2 separate regions of the Homo sapiens genome follow, and region 1 is linked to region 2. Evidence: chromatin loops called from intact Hi-C (ENCODE). Cell type or tissue: ovary. All regions are shown on one strand.

Region 1 (8,000 bases), 51 kb after region 2:
CTCCGAAGACCATCATCCCTTTGCTCTGCTATTACGGGAACATGCTTCCACGAGGGTGGGGACTACTCGGTCCCGTGGGGTCTCCAGCACACGGAGCCGTGCGACGGAGAGGGCGCGCAAACACCCGAGCAGGGGAATCGACAAACGTGTGGCTTTAACATGGTATCGGTCTGCTGGGTTTGGGGGTTTGGTTGTTGTTGCTTTTTGAGTCTGCTGTTTTGTAGAAGCCCGTATTTTTCACAGAGGGAATCAGATGAAACCGAAAACGCAAGCTCTTAGGAAGCTTATATGGAACGGTTTTTTTGTTGTTGTTGTTGTTGAGACGGAGTCTCGCTCTGTCGCCCAGGCTGGAGTGCAGTGGCGCGATCTCGGCTCACCACAAGCTCCGCCTCCCGGGTTCACGCCATTCTCCTGCCTCAGCCTCCCGAGTAGCTGGGACTACAAGTGCCCGCCACCACGCCCAGCTAATTTTTTGTATTTTTAGTAGAGATGGGGTTTCACCGTGTTAGCCAGGATGGTCTCGATCTCCTGACCTCGTGATCCGCCTGCCTCGGCCTCCCAAAGTCCTGGGATTACAGGTGTGAGCCACCGTACCTGGTATGGCACAGTTTTATGGGAAACTTTTTGTTAAAGTGTAATAGATACAGAGAAGTACATAAATCTTCAGCATGCGGCTGGATGAAATTCCAGAGAGGATCCACTCTGACCAGCAGCACCCAGATCAAGAAACGAATCCCAACTACTTTGGGAGGCCGAGGCCGGCAGATGGGCTTGAGCCCAGGAGTTCAAGATCAGCCTGGGCAACATGGCAAAACCCGGTCTCTACAAAAAATAAAAAAGCCGCGTGTGGTGGCCCATGCCCGTGGTCCCAGCTACCGGGAGGCTGAGGCAGGAGGATCCCTTCAGCCCAGGAGAGCTCAAGGCTGAAGTGACCTGAGATCGCGTCATTGAGCTCCAGCCTGGGAGACAGAGAGAGACCCCCTCTCAAAAAAAAAAAAAAAAAAAAGAAAGAAAAGAAACAGACCCTCGCCAGCCCCTGAAGCCCCCTGGGCCTCCTTTGCCTCCTGCCAGGGCAGCTACCCTTCCTGTTCCCCCTGCCAGGTCTGCCTGTCTCTGTGCTGCACTTACGAGGGCCTTGCACATGTGCTGACCCACTGCGCTTCTTCCACCCAGCATGTGTGTGTCGGCTCGCCCAGGCGGAGCACGGGTGTCTCCACGCAGCTCATTCCATGCTGCTCCCCTGGGCAAGTAGCCGGCAGTGTGTTCACCCAGTCCACCTCCGCAGGGCACACAGGCCTGATGAACACGGCTCCGGCGACACTCCTGGCTGTGGGTTCACGCCTCAGAGCAGAGCTGCTGGGTCACAAGCCATGGGTTTGCTCCGCTTTAGAAGATATTGCCAAAGTTTTCCAAAATTAAGAGGTGAGGTCACAGCCACCATGAGGAACAAGCGTCCCATCACGCCCCATCCCACCTCCTCATCAACTCTGGCCTTATCTGTCTCGTTGGTTTTAGCCAATCTGCTGACTGTCTAGTGATACAACATTTCTGGTTTAAAAAGTTCGTTTCTCTGATAACCAATTGAGTTGCATGCCTTTTCAGATGTTTATTAGGTATTTGGGCACCTTTCGAGAGGTACTGGTGCAAGTCATGGACAAACATTTTGCTATAGATTTCGATATTAACACTCACCAGCTTGGGCGGGGGGGAGCTGCAGTGCCACACCGTCTGCTTAGTTTTGCAACCTCTCCTCCCTCCCAAAAGTGATACGTGGCATGCCATCACTGACAGTCACCCGGTTTGGTGAATATCGAGTTACTCACCCTAGAAGCTTGGTTGTAAATCGGATTTGGGTTGTTCTGCAGCTACTACTAGCCCCAAAAGACACAATGTTTCCAACCTGCCCTTCTTTCTGTTCTTTTTCCTAGACCTCAGTTATTACAGAACCGTGATGTCCCTGTCCCCAGAAAGGGAACAAAGGAGATCAAACCGATTTCCATCTTCATCTTCTCAAAATGTCCTCCTTCTGGGAGAGGTCTGCTGATGCCTGACGCGCCTTGGCCGGTTTCTCCCCTAGAAGCAAAACCTCATCCACAGCACAAGCCCACGTGCGCCACACCCTGCACCTGACAGATCAGAAGCCCTCTGGCCCCCCAGCCCTTGCTGGTGGCCTTCCCACAGCCCTGTGGTGACTGCAGAAGCCCCATGCCCTCCTCTCAGCCCTGAGTACAGTCCAACAATAGCCAAAGGACAGGCAGAAGAGCGGGAATGCAGTGAGAGCTGAACTGGGGGGTGCAGGACAGTTCAAGTTTCTTTTGCACAGAATAGCAATTTGCAACAATTTAACAGTTTAAACCACAGGCAAAGTATTAAATCAACAATGAGCAAACCCAGCAAGTAAACTTTTGTGAATCCAGAATGTTAGAGGACAGCTCAGAGTGCCAGTTAGCTGGGAGCTGCCACTGTGTCTTTATAGTATCGTTAGTATCTTCATAGTTATCTGCTATCAAATAAGCAATCTTAATAAAACAATCCTAAAGAGACACTAGGCCGGGCGCAGTGGCTCACGCCTGTAATCCCAGCACTTTGGGAGGCCGAGGCAGGTGGATCACGAGGTCAAGCAATAGAGACCATCCTGGCCAACATGGTGAAACCCCATCTCTACTAAAAATACAAAAATTAGCCGGACGTGGTGGCGGGCGCCTGTAGTCCCAGCTACTCAGGGGGCTGAGGCAGGAGAATCATTTGAACCTGGGAAGTGGAGGTTGCAGTGAGCCGAGATCGTTCTACTGCACTCCAGCCCGGGCGACAGAGCCAGACTGTCTCAAAATAAATAAATAAATAAATAAATAAATAAATAAATAAATAAATAAATAAATATTTTTTTTAAAAAAAGAGACACTAAATACAGTCATTTTAATTTGAAAACTATGGAGGCATTCAGCACCCAGCTCAGATGGTCAGCAATGCTGTTTGAGGTCCGCCATGACTACATCTCTGAAAGCCCGAGCTTGGTGTTGGTCACTTCAATCTTGCTCATGTTTGTTTTTATCAAATGGTAGCTTTCAACACACCCTGGGTTGTGACTGGGACACAGAAGGCTAAATCACCTGCCTACCAAGAACTGGGCCTGTGAGTTACACCTGGAAGCCTTGGAACATCAGGGATGGGATTTGATCTCTGCCGACAGCATTTGGAGGAGACACCTCCTGGGTAGAAAGCAGCCACAGTGGGAGAAGGACACAGGGTCCAGGGCCACCCAGAAGGGACCTGCAGCCTCATCAGCCACAGCAGCGGGCCTGGGAACGGGGGTGGAACACATGGGAGCAGTGGGCAGGGGCCCTATGACGACGGGCTGCAGGAGCACAGGAGGAGCTGCCCCAACCCTGGGCCCACCCAGTGACTCAACGGCCAGGCAATTCCATGCTCTCCACCAAACCCAGGGCTTCCTGAGGAGCGCGTCCCCCAGGAGCAGGGCACCAACCCCCAAGAGCAGGGCACCGACCCCCCAGGAGCAGAGCACCCTCCAGCAACAGATAGCTGGGCTCCCCACGGGGATTGTGCAGCTGTCCCCGGGCCACACCTCTGCCCCATCCCAGACAGACGGCTCCCAGTCGGTCTCCAGGAGAGGGGTGGACTTCCTGGGCTGCTAACAGAGCCGGGGCAGCCCTGTGAGGTGACTCCCATGTCCGCTGTGCCCTGGTAGGCGCCTCAGCCCAGCGTCATTTGTAGCTCAGCCCCTTTGAGCTCAGCTCATCCCTCGCAGGAAGAGAACAAAGTTACCTGAACTTTATCATCTGGGTTTTGGACAAATGAGAAGGGACTGTAATAAATATTCTGTTGGTCATAAGCAAAGGTTAAAATATATACCTTTAAGAAAAATTAATCAACAAGGTATCAAGGCCCAACGCTGACCCCAACACTGGACACATACACACACACACACACACACACACACACACACACACACTCTCACACACGGCGCCCTGCGTCAGGCGGCCTCACTGCCCACTTACCAAGGCACAAGGTCAGCAGAGCCAGTGGGAACAGCTGCCCTCAGGGCTTCCGGCTGGACAAGCCTGAAAGTGAAAGGCACACATGTCAACGTGCTTGCGCAGGACTGGAGAGACGCCGTGTGACCAAATATATGCATCCACTTCAAAACCCGAAAGGCTGCATGTCAGGGAGACTGACAAGCACGCATTAACATCCTTTCCCGATCAACCAAACACTCCGTCACTTAAACATCAGGGTCAAGGCCATTCAGGGCATTGCTGGCACGCTGCTTCCCACTGCCTGGCCAGGAGGCCCAACAGATGGCTCATAAATGAACAGTCCCGGAGCCGCCAGAGGTCACGCCCCAGGAAGGACACGGAAAAGCCACCCAGCCACCTGCAGGCTCTTGGAAAGGCGGGGCCACCATGGGCCCCTCCGGATGCCACAGCTCCTGCGACAGCTACACCAGCCTTACATGCGCTCCCGCTGCTTCCCAAAGCCCTGCCAGCCGCAGCCCTGGGCTTCTCCAAAATCCAGCCCAGCCCAGCCCCCGCCAGCAGACCATTAGCCTGCCTGCCGGCAACCAGGAAAAAGCCCGTGTTTGCTCATTTGTGTTACATTGTGGTGACGTCCACTAACATAAAATCCACCATTTTTAGGTATGTGGTTCAGGGGCTTTATGTCCATTCCCACTGCTGTGCAATCATCACCCCTGTCCATCTCCAGAACTTTCTCATCTTCCCAAGCAGAAACACTGTCTCCATTAAACACCTACTCCCCATCCCCGCTAGCCCCTGGCACCCACCATCACACTTTCTATCTCTACGAGTTAACCACTCTAGGGACCTCATATAAGTGGAATCATACACTATTTGTCCTTATGTGACTGGCTTATTTCACTCAGTATAATGTCCTCAAAGCTCACCCACTTGGTGGCAGGTGTCAGAATGTCATTCACATTTCAGGCTGGATAATATTCCACTACAGACACTATGGACTGAATGCTTGTGTCCCCCAGCTACAAATTCATATTTTTTTTGAGACAGGATCTCGCTCTGTTACCCAGGCTGGAGTCGCCGTGGCACAATCACCGCTCACTGCAGCCTCAGTCTTCTGGGCTTAAGTGATTCTCCCACCTCAGCCTCCCAAGTAGCTAGGACTACAGGTGCATGCCACCATGCCCAGATAATTTTTTAAATTTTTTGTAGACAAAGCATTTCACTATGTTGCCTAGGCTGGTCTTGAACTCCTGAGCTCAAGTGATCCGCCTGCCTCGCCCTCCCAAAGTGCTGGAACTAGAGGTATGAGTCACCATGCCTGGTCCAAATTCATACGTCGAAATCCTCCCTGCTAATGTGATATTTGGAGACAGGGCCATTGGCAGGGGATTAGGCCAAGAGGGAGGAGCCTCAAAAATGGGATTGGTGCCATTATGCCAAAAGACACGGGCCAGCTGCTTCCTATCTCTCTGCCATATGAGGGCACAACCAGGAAGAGGCCCTCACCAGCCACCAAACCTACAGGCACCTTGAGCTCGGACTTCCAGCCTCCAGAACTGTGAGAAATAAATTTCTGTTACTTAAGCCAGCCAGTCAGTGTTAACTTTTTTTATAGCAGCCCAAATTGACAAAGACAGTGTATATATCGCATATTTTCCCCTATTAATCTTACAGTTCTAACTTTCACATTTAGGTCTATGATCCATTTTGGTTAATTTTTAAATATAGCATAAAGTAGGGTGAAGGGCCATTGTTTTTGTAGATAGGTGTCCAATATTGTCTTTCGATATTTGAAAGGCATTCCTCCACTGTCTTCAAATTGTATAGTTTCTGATCAGAAACCGGCTCTCATTTTTGGCTTTGTTCATCTGTATGTGATAGCATTTGCCTCTGTCTACTTTCAGGATTCTCGGCAATTGGATGATGGTGTGTATTGGGGTGAATTCCTTCATGTTTCTTCGGTTTGAGATTTGTTGAGCTTCTTCGGGATGAGTTTCATCAGATCTGGAAAAATTCTAGCCATTATTGTCTTCAGGTATTTTCTACCACACACGCCTCTTTTCTGGAAATCAGTTTCATATGTTACTCTCGATATGGTCCCACTGATGCTCTGTTCATTTTTTTGTCTTTCTTTCTTTGTGTTTCATTTTACAAAGTGCTGTGTCTTCAAGTATACTGATCTTTTCTTCTGCAATGTCTAATCTACCACTAATCCCATTCAGCATATTTTTCATTTCTAGAAGATTTATTTGGGTCTTTTTTCTTTTTGAGACAGTCTCATGCTGTCACCCAGGCTGGAGTGCAATGGTATGATCATGGCTCACTGCAGCCTCAACCTTCCTGGGCTCAAGCCATCCTCCTACCTCAGCCTCCTAAGTAGCTGAGACCACAGGTGTGCACCACCACGCCCAGCTAATTTTTGTACTTTTCTGTACAGATGGGGTTGTCCAGGGTGGTCTTGATCTCCTGAGCTCAAACAATCCTCACATCTCAGCCTCCAGAAGTGCTGGGATTACAGGTATGAGCCATGACGCCCGGCCCTAGGTCTTTTTTTTATATCTTCCATTTTTTTCTTTATTTTTATCATATTTGCCCTGATTGAACACGTGGAACATATTTATCAATGCCATCTTAACATGCTTGCCTGCTAGCTCTATCATCTGGATAGATATAGTTCCCTTCCCTTCTCTTTTCTCTTCTCTTTTTTTTTTTTTTTTTTTAACAGAGTTTCACTCTGTTGCCTGGACTAGAGTACAGTGGCATAATCATAGCTCACTGCAGCCTCGAACTCCAGGCTCAAGGGATCCTCCTGCCTCTGCCGTTGAGTAGCTGGCACTACAGGTGCATACCACTATGCCCAGCTAATTATTTTCTTAAAACAAACAAAAGAACACATATCTTTTTAGAGACAGGGTCTCGCTATGTGGCCCCAGAGGGTCTTGAACTCCTGGGCTCAAGTGATCCTCCTGCCTCAGCCTCCCAAAGGGCTGGAATTGCAGGTGGGGGCTACAGTGTCTAGCCTGGATGTTTCCAACCATTGATTTTCCTCTTCTTCTGGGTTTTCTGTATGGCAGTCACTTTTGCTTGGCTGCTGGGCACTGTGAACTTGGTGCCTGTGAACTTGGCACTGGACGCTGGGTTTGCTGCTGTCCTGCATCTCCGGGCTTTGTTCTGGGAGCAGTCAACCTAGAACCAGTTTGATCTTTTCAGATCTCGCTCGTAAGCTCTGTTTGGTGAGTCCTGAGCGGACCTTTGTAGGACAACCTTGGGTGGTGAGTCTCTCCCTCTGGCCACTGAGCACACAGATTCACCCCACCCTGTGAACTCGGGGACTGTGCCACCCCTGCTCTCCCACGCCCCTTTCCCTCACCTGGGCAGCATTCACATGCCACCTGTGGTCAGCTCTCAGAGACTGGAAGGCCCCTCCTCAGCTCTCCAGAGCTGTTTCTTTATGGAACTCCCTCTTCTTCCATATTTTTCTTTGTACATTCCAGCCTTCCTGGAGCCCCTTAACTCCACACTCTGTCTCCACCAGGTCCTGGTTCCCCTCCCTGCCCTGTGGCTGGAGACTCTGCAGGTGACACGCTGGGCTACTGAGGCCTCACTTCCCTCATGCCCCTCTCTGGTCACTGTCCACACGGCCTGCCACCAGTGTCTGAAGCCTGTGGCTTCATGCACTTTTGTTTGGCTTTCTGGTTGATTAAGGTAGGCTGTGAAATTTGGTCTGTATCTTCCACCATGGCTAGAAGTGCAAGCTGGAATCTTGCATTTTTAAATCCAGGTTTTCACTCATCCAGAATGGGCTTCTCCAGTGGACCTCACAGGTGTTCCCTCTCCAAGACACACTGACCTATGTCTAAAGTGGAACCTCAGCTGCAGAGGGCCTGACTTGCAGAGCCAGCTTGACAGCCGTCTCTGGAAGAGAACAAAAGCATTTGCCTTTTTCTTTCTACCTCCAGATCATTTACTCTCCATGAAGACATCTCACTCAAAGTACATTTTCTA
Region 2 (8,000 bases):
ACACACCACAAACCATACACATGCTACATATACCACACCACACCACAAACCACATACACGCCACATACACACACTACAAACCACACATATGCCACACACACCACAAACCACACACACGCCACACGCACCACACACACCACAAACCACACCTACACCACACACCAAAAACGACACACACGCTCACACATATGGTGCATACCACACTGCAAGCACCATACCACAAACCACACACACTGTAGCACAAACCACACACACCACAGTGCAAAACACATACACCACATCCCACACGCACTGCTGCACACAGCCCCATACTCTACACCACACACACACAATTGTACCACACACCACACACTGCAACACATCCCCCCACCCCATGCACACTCATATGCACCACAGTCTCACACACACAACAAGCACTATACACATAAACATGCCACACTCACACACACACACTCTCCCATGCAAACCAGAAAGAAAAAACGAAAAGACTAGAAGAAATACACCCAAATATTGATAGTGATTAACTTGTGGTGAAGGCATCATAATTTTTATTTGATTTAGTATCTCATTTAAAAGATCCAAACTGCACAATCAATCTCTGCAAACAGAGCCAGGAGGCCTCACAAACCCCTCAGTGTGGGAATCAATGCTTTTCACTCCCACACTCGTGTGCGTATTTGAAGCGTGAAAGATTTCTGTTCTGGTTTCCTGCACAAAAGGAGCGACTCCCCAGGGGCTCCACCGGCTCCCCCTTTCCTTCTACGCACGTCTCACAGTTTCAGCAGGGAAGCCGGTGGCCCCCCTCCACTCTTGGCAGCACTCCTACTGAGCGGCCCTACAACCCCCGTGTGGAGGGGGAAACCCGAGACCCCAGTGTGGAGGGGAAAACCCGAGACCCCCATGTGCAGGGGGAAACCCGAGACCCCCGTGTGGAGGGGAAACCCCGTGTGGAGGGGGAAACCAGAGACCCCCGTGTGGAGGGGGAAACCCGAGACCCCCCTGTGGAGGGGGAAACCCGAGACCCCCGTGTGGAGGGGGAAACCCGAGATCCCTGTGTGCAGGGGGAAACCCGAGACCCCCGCGTGGAGGGGGAAACCCCGTGTGGAGGGGGAAACCCGAGACCCCCGTGTGGAGGGGGAAACCCGAGACCCCCGTGTGGAGGGGAAACCCGAGACCCCCCGTGTGGAGGGGAAACCCGAGACCCCCCGTGTGGAGGGGAAACCCTGGCAGTCAGGCTGGCGGTGCTGCCAACCCCTGACTTGGTCCTCTGGAAGGGCACTGAGTGCACTCCCATGGGGCAAAGGGGTGGGCTCTGGAGTGGCACCAGCTGGCCTTCCACATTCCCAGGGCGGCCCCTGTTCCACACCGCCAGCTGCCCCCACTGTGGCCATTCTTGCACCCAGAGCAAGGCTCTCCATGGGCGCCCACCCCACCCGCCCATGAAACCCCCTGTCCCGACTCCACAGAGCGCCCTCCATACAGGCCCCCACCCTCTGCCTCTCAGGGATTTGCAGGCGCTGCCTTGAATGGCACTCGGGGGCCACAGATGCCAGTGTCACTCCCACCACCCTTGGACGTTCTCAACCTATGGGGCATTAAAAGTCACCTCTCCCAGACACTGGGCCCTTGGCTCCCCAGAAACCGTGGGGACAAGAGCTCTGGTCATGGTTTAGGAATGGGCCTGAAACACTTTCGCTCCTCCCCTCGAAAGGTGGAGGGGTCTTCTTCCCTTTCTGACTATGGCCTGGACTTGGTCATTGCATCTGATGAACAGCCTTGCAGAAATGTGCTACGTGATTGCCAAGGCTAGGTCACAAAAAGGACAGTTTCTGCCTGGCTCTGCTCCCAGGATGGCCACATCACAAGGATGTGTGAGCGGCAGGTCCTTCCTGCGCGGAAGGGGCTGACCTCCTACTCCTGAGGGGGCCACCTGGGAGGCAGGCCCTCTGGCCCTGGTCAAACCTTCAGATGAGCCCAGCCCTGGCCTCAGCTCACCTGCAACCCCACAGCACCCAGCTAAGTCGCTCCTGAATTGCTGACTCCACACACTGTGGGGTTAAGGAGTTGTACTGTTTGATGCCCCCACACTGTGGGCTGATTCATTAAAGCAGCAACAGGAAATTAATACCCTAGACAGAAAGGACAGAAAAGACAAGGGGGCAACAAAAACACTTTTTATGGGCTTAACTTGTTCCACGGTCTGTGTTGAACACCTCTCACGCATTCCAGACTCTCAGATGACCCCAGCAGGATGCCATCACTGCCCCAGTTGACAGGTGAGCAAACAGAAGCACAGAGAGGCTTCGTGCATCATATGGGGCCACACAGGGAGTCAGCAGTAGAGCCAGTGCCAGTCCAGATAGCGAGGCTCAGAAGTCAGTGCTCGCCCAGACACACTGCAGCCCCCCCAGGGTGGGCAGGGGCCCCTTAGAGCAGAGCCTCAGACACGCTGGGCAGACCAGGCTTGCTGTTTCAGAACGCCTTTCTTGAGCTAGAGACGATATATTCGACCAGATCCTGAGTTGTACAGGGTGGGGGCCGCCCTGCAGCCCATCACCTGGCCCCCACCTGGCACACAGCAGAGCCCCAGGAGACCAGGTGGTCCTCACCCAGGGGCACACATCACTCCACACTGGCCCAGAAGAACCAGGGTCCCAAGAAGCCTGCTTGAGGGCCAGCACATCAGCTGTGATGCTCCGAGAAGCAGATGCCCGGGCTCCACAGCAGACCTGCTGATTCCGTTGCTACGGCGCAAAGTACAGGAATCTGATTTTTTTTTTTTTTTTTGAGACAGATTATCTCACTGTTGCCCAGGTTAGAGTGCTGTGGTGCCATCTTGGCTCACTGCAGCTTCCTGGGTTCAAGCAATTCTCATGCCTCAGCCTCCCGAGTAGCTGGGACCACAGGTATGCACCACCATGTCCAGCAAATTTTTGTATGTTTAGTAGAGATGGGGTTTCGCCATGTTGGCCAGGCTGGCCTCGATCTCCTGACCTCAGGTAATCCGCCCAACTCGACCTCCCAAAGCGCTGGGATTACAGGTGTGAGCCACCGCACCCAGTCATGACGTTTATTTTTAAAAATCAGATTCTCAGCCGGGCGCGGTGGCTCACACCTGTAATCTGAGCACTTTGGGAGGCCGAGGCAGGAAAATAGCTTGAACCTGGGAGGAGGAGGCTGCAGTGAGCTGAGATCGCACCACTGCACTCCAGCCTGGGTGACAAGAGTGAAACTCCATCTCAAAAAAGAAAAGAACTTCATCCAGGAATAAATAACACACGATTAAGATGGGTTTGCCGAGTGTCCGTGCATAGCGTTATGGGTGTTGACAAGCTAAGCCGCCTGTGACCCCACCACACTGCAACAGGGAACATTTCCATCCAAGTCCTTCCCCACCCAGCCTGACAATGCAGGTCAGCTTTCCAGCTCTATAGGTTAATTTACCTTTTCTAGAGGTTCACAAACACAGAATCCCATGGCATCTGGCCCAGCCGGTCCAGCGCGGTGCTTCTGAGACGGCCCCGGGACAGCACCCAGGGCGCATCCGTGGCTGCTGAGTGACCCCCACGGCATGGACGTGCCACGGTGATACGCTCCCTGCCGACAGGCAGCTGGCACCCAGCCTTTGGGGGCCACAGATAGAGCCGTGATGCACATTCACGTCCCAGCCTCTGTGTGGATGCAGCTTCCCCTCGAGAATCCACTTTATCAACCGTCCTCGGTGTCACAAAGCGGCCAGTCTCTGGTCCATCACCTGAACCTCTGGGCTAGAAAGTCTACGCAGAGACTCCCCGGAGAGCCCACGCCTGCCCTCTGGCACATGTTTCTCCTGGCCCGGGTGCCACACAGCACTCAGTGCCCCCGGAACTCTGGCGTCTTGGGTCCAGCTCTCCTCAAAGGAAGTCTCTGCGGCAGTAAGCCCCAAAAAGGGTGAATGGAGCCGGCCAGTGCCAGATCAGAGGGGCTGGCTTCAGCCCTGGAGCCCAATTCTAGGAGCAAGTCCACCACCCTGCCGTGTGGCCCAAGGTCACACCCGGGACGGTGTCCCCCAGCTGTCTGCACGGCCCACAGCCTTTTGACGTGCTCCCTCGCTGAAGGCCACCTGCCCGGATCATCAACCTCTACGTCCTGGAGGTCCTAGATACGGAGTCAAAACACATCTTCATCACTTACTATGGACCAGACTCCATTCCAAGAAACATCTGCTGTTCACCTGCTTAATTCCAGCTAGCGGAACTCAGGGGCCTCTCCCGCCCGCCTGCCCCCACCAGAGCGCTCAACACGGTTTCCCTGGGTCATTGCCATGTCTCTGTCCAGCCAGCAGTGTAGTTTCACTCACAGACCTCGCAGGTACCCTGTTCCACCTCCCCACACCCAGCCCGCCTGGACCTCCTTGATAAACCTGACTGCACAAACCTCCAATGGCAGCAGGCAGAGGCCACCTCCCTCCCTGCAGAAGGGTGACGGTGAGGAAGGTGCCCTGCTTGGCCACACCGGTCCCCGCCTCCAGCTTCAAAGTCCTTTGGGCTGGCAGAGCAGGAAAGCATTGGGAGGGGCCTGGACTCAGTGGCCCCCTAGAGCATTTGCTCGTGAGCCCATGAGAGCGATTTTTAGGAAATTATGCATCCCCAGACAATGTGAAGTTGACGTCTACATTTTTATTTTTTATTTTTCATCTATTTATTTATAGAGACAGAATATCACTCTGTCACCCAGGCTGGAGGGCAGCGATGCCATCATGGCTCACACAGCCTTGATCTCCTAGGCTCAAGTGATTCTCTGGCTTCAGCCTCCCAGAGTGCTGGGATTACAGGCATGAGCCACTGCAACCAGCCAGCTTCTACATTTTTAAGCCCAAGTTTAAATATGCAAGGGGTGTAAAGTCTGGCATATTGTAGATTTTGACTCTGTAAAGCATAGTGTTTTTCTTTCTCTCCAATGTAGCTAGTAGAACCTAAATGCCATCATGATTTGACAGCCACCATTGGCACCTGTTTTCAAACCCCACAAAAAAAGCTCTTCTGGACAGCTGGCTTCGTTCCACTTGCTCCTGGAATCTGCATTCCCACTGCCCTTCTTCCACAGGATTTTATCATTGTGGAATATATTAAAAGTCTCTTTTGCTTAACATTAGGCTTGAAAGTCTTTTATTGATCACCCTAAACTAATATTCTGCAATGAAATATGTATGAACATCTAAAACTCACTTGCCTATTTCTTATGCACAGGCTTTAAGCTAAAAAGGTCTCCTGGGCTACGTCACGGCACTCCCTCCATGTCCGTCCACATCTCCTACGAATCAGGACAGCCTGCTCACTAGGACACCATGAGCACACCCAAGAAATGAATACCGACAGAATACTGCCGAACATCCCGTCCCTGTTTCCATTTCACCAACTGTCCCCAGATGACCTTCCTAGCTGCGGGGATGCAGGGCCCCGTGGAGGACACACATGCATTTGGATGGCACGTCTCTCTGTCCCCTTTCCCCGAGACGCTCCCCGCCTACTCTGGCCTGATGGTGTTGAAGCGGCTAAGGCAGCTCTCTGCGGCGTGCCCCACACCCTGGATTTGTCCGTTTCCTCACAATTAACTCGGGTTCAACATTTCTGGTCAAGAATGCATGGCAGAGCCGCTGGGTACTTCCTGCCACATCCCACTGGAGGCCCATAAAGCCACTTGGCCGGCGATGTGGAACCTCGCCTCACTTGGTTATGGTGGCACCACTGACACCCTGACCGCAGCAGATAGCCTGGGCAGCCCCCAGCACCCTGGGGACCTTGGAGAACGCCTGGGATAGAAGAGCCACACAGGGTGGGACCTCAGGGGTGGGACCTCTGGGGCTCCATCTGATTTCTGGGGCTGGGGCTGGGAGGTGTGACAGTGGGCCTCTCCAGTCCCCATGGCACCTTTTCATGGCTGCTCAGATGCCACCGAGACACTGAGGACACTGAGTTGCTTCTGAGCCCCTTCATTAAACAACAGGTTTAGGTCGCCCAGAAGCTTGGTGCCAGCGCGTCTTCATTAAACAACAGATTTAGGTTGCCCGGAAGCCTGGCGCCAGCACATCTTGGTCCTGGGGCGTGATGGCTGCTTCTTGGGTTTTGTCCTGGCCCCTGCACAAGCTACCGGGGTGTGCACCTTCTTAGATCAGGGGAGCAAAGGTGAGGCACGAGGCTGCCTCTGCCTGGGCAGGGCCAGAGCACTGCTTGCCAATCAGAGCCCAGCCCCACACGCCCACACCCAATTCTGCCACCTTTTGTTAGGGTGAACTGAGTTCCTTCCACAAAGGTAATGCCCAGGTCCTCGAAATGTGACCTTATTTGGAGACAGGGCCTTTAACACAGTAATTAAGTTAAATGATATCATCAGGGTGGGCGCTGATTCCATCTGACCGGTGTCCTTATGAAAAAGGGAGACCGCCTGCAGTCAGAGCCCGGGTGAGAAGCCTCAGAAGGAATCCTTGACCTTGGACCTGCAGCCTCCAGGACCACAGGACGACAAAAGCCTGCAGCTGCAGCCCCGCCTCTGGTGCCGTCACACAGCCCAATCGCACTCACAGGCCGCCTCATCCCAGGTCCGTAGTTCTGGAGAGGTACGGGCCCATCCCCGTGTTCCGCCATCCAGCCCACCCCCTGCCTGCCCCAGGTCCTTCGCTGCAGCATGTGGACCCTCCTCCCCGTCGCTGGTCCCTGTGACCCTCTTCCTCCAAAACCGGCCAGGCAGAGGATCTCACCCACATGCAGTCTCCCCAGAGACCCCCCTTCTTTGCCAAAATCCCCAACCTTTCCGAAGACGCCTTTTTATGGAATGGAAACTACAGTTCCGAGCCCACCACCTCCGCACCGCTGCCAGGCCCACCAGGCCCCTCCATTTCTTCCTTCTGAACAGAGGAGTCCCTGGTTTTCTCTGCACACATAGGACGGCAACTTCGTTTCTATGAGGGGTAAACACCAGTTTGTCTATCCATGAGCCTTTCATGCCTCTGTCACCAGCGCTGAAATCCCCCAGAGGAGATGGCACAGCCTCTGAAATATAGCACTATCTTCCCAAAACGCCACAGAGTGCCCACCCCAGCTGGCGTCCTGCTCTGTGCAGGGGCAGGAGCTGGGCAGAGCTGGGATGGGACCTGCTGTCCTTGGGTCCTGGGGTCCAGGAAGAAGATGTCACCACTGGCAACTATTCTGGGATCAGCAGATGCTCCCAAACCCTGGAATTCTCCCTTTGCCCTGCCCAAGCCGCCCTTCCGAGAGCAAGGCTAGCTCTCAGCAGACAGCAGTTGGCGGAGGAGAAAGACATTTCAGGATGCCAAAAGCACATCATTTCTGATGCTCTAGACAGGAGTTTTGAGTTGTGGGATAAAGATAACTTCTTAGTTCCATATGGATTTCAGTGATCCAAATCCAAGTCCATAATGGGGAACTGAGAAACGGCTGTCAGCTCCCTCCTTCCCCCCTTCCTCTTCTCTGTCCCGCCCACCCCGCACCCAAGGGCTCTGGTGTAGTGGGCCGAGCAGACCTGGCCCCTGCGAGGTGGTGGCACGGGAGGGCCTTGTGTGCTGGCTGCACAGGAGGGGACCACGGTGAGCCCCGGGCTCTTGGGTGCTGGGGAAAGCTCCACTGTTACTGTCAGCAGACGCTGGAGGAGAAAGTCCACCATCAGGAACAGTAGAGACGCAGTGATATCTCAAAGGGTCTTCATTTAGGTGGCAACGTTTACTATTCAGAACACCGCCAAGAACCCGGAAATAAACTGCACACACTTTCTGAGAAGCCAGCCTAGGTGTCCCATAAGGAAAAAGACTTCACTCACAGTGGACCTTTCGGGCCCTGCATTGGGTCCTCCTTCCTCCCGCTTTAAACGCAGCGTGGACAAGTGTGACGGGCTGGTTTCCTGGCCCACAGCTCATTGGAAGTGCGGGCTGGGGAACAGGGAAGAGGGGCTTGCAGAAGGCAGGCATGCCGCTGACAGCACTACCTGGGGCAGAAACGAGCCCAGGA

Evidence for each region. A loop is a pair of places that touch in the nucleus more often than their neighbours do. Peaks named below come from ENCODE experiments on the same cell type or tissue, not always from the same donor. Only the 100,000 strongest peaks of a DNase experiment are listed, where the experiment ranks them.
Region 1: a loop joins it to region 2, with 2.2 times the contacts of the local background. A loop is called at or near these places in 3 of 110 quality-filtered maps.

What each region holds. Positions count from the first base shown.
Region 1 is chr21:43,900,036-43,908,035 of GRCh38, reverse strand. It overlaps AGPAT3 (1-acylglycerol-3-phosphate O-acyltransferase 3), which reads right to left. Exons shown (of 10, transcript NM_020132.5): 2 at 4,017-4,079. Among named protein-coding and RNA genes, the nearest start is that of AGPAT3, 39 kb to the right of the region's middle. In ovary, no CTCF peak of the experiment used is centred here; a DNase peak (open chromatin) is centred at 3,975.
Region 2 is chr21:43,950,687-43,958,686 of GRCh38, reverse strand. The region is part of intron 2 of AGPAT3 (1-acylglycerol-3-phosphate O-acyltransferase 3); the gene reads right to left. Among named protein-coding and RNA genes, the nearest start is that of TRAPPC10, 58 kb to the left of the region's middle. RefSeq lists an enhancer at 2,025-2,525. In ovary, no CTCF peak of the experiment used is centred here; no DNase peak of the experiment used is centred here.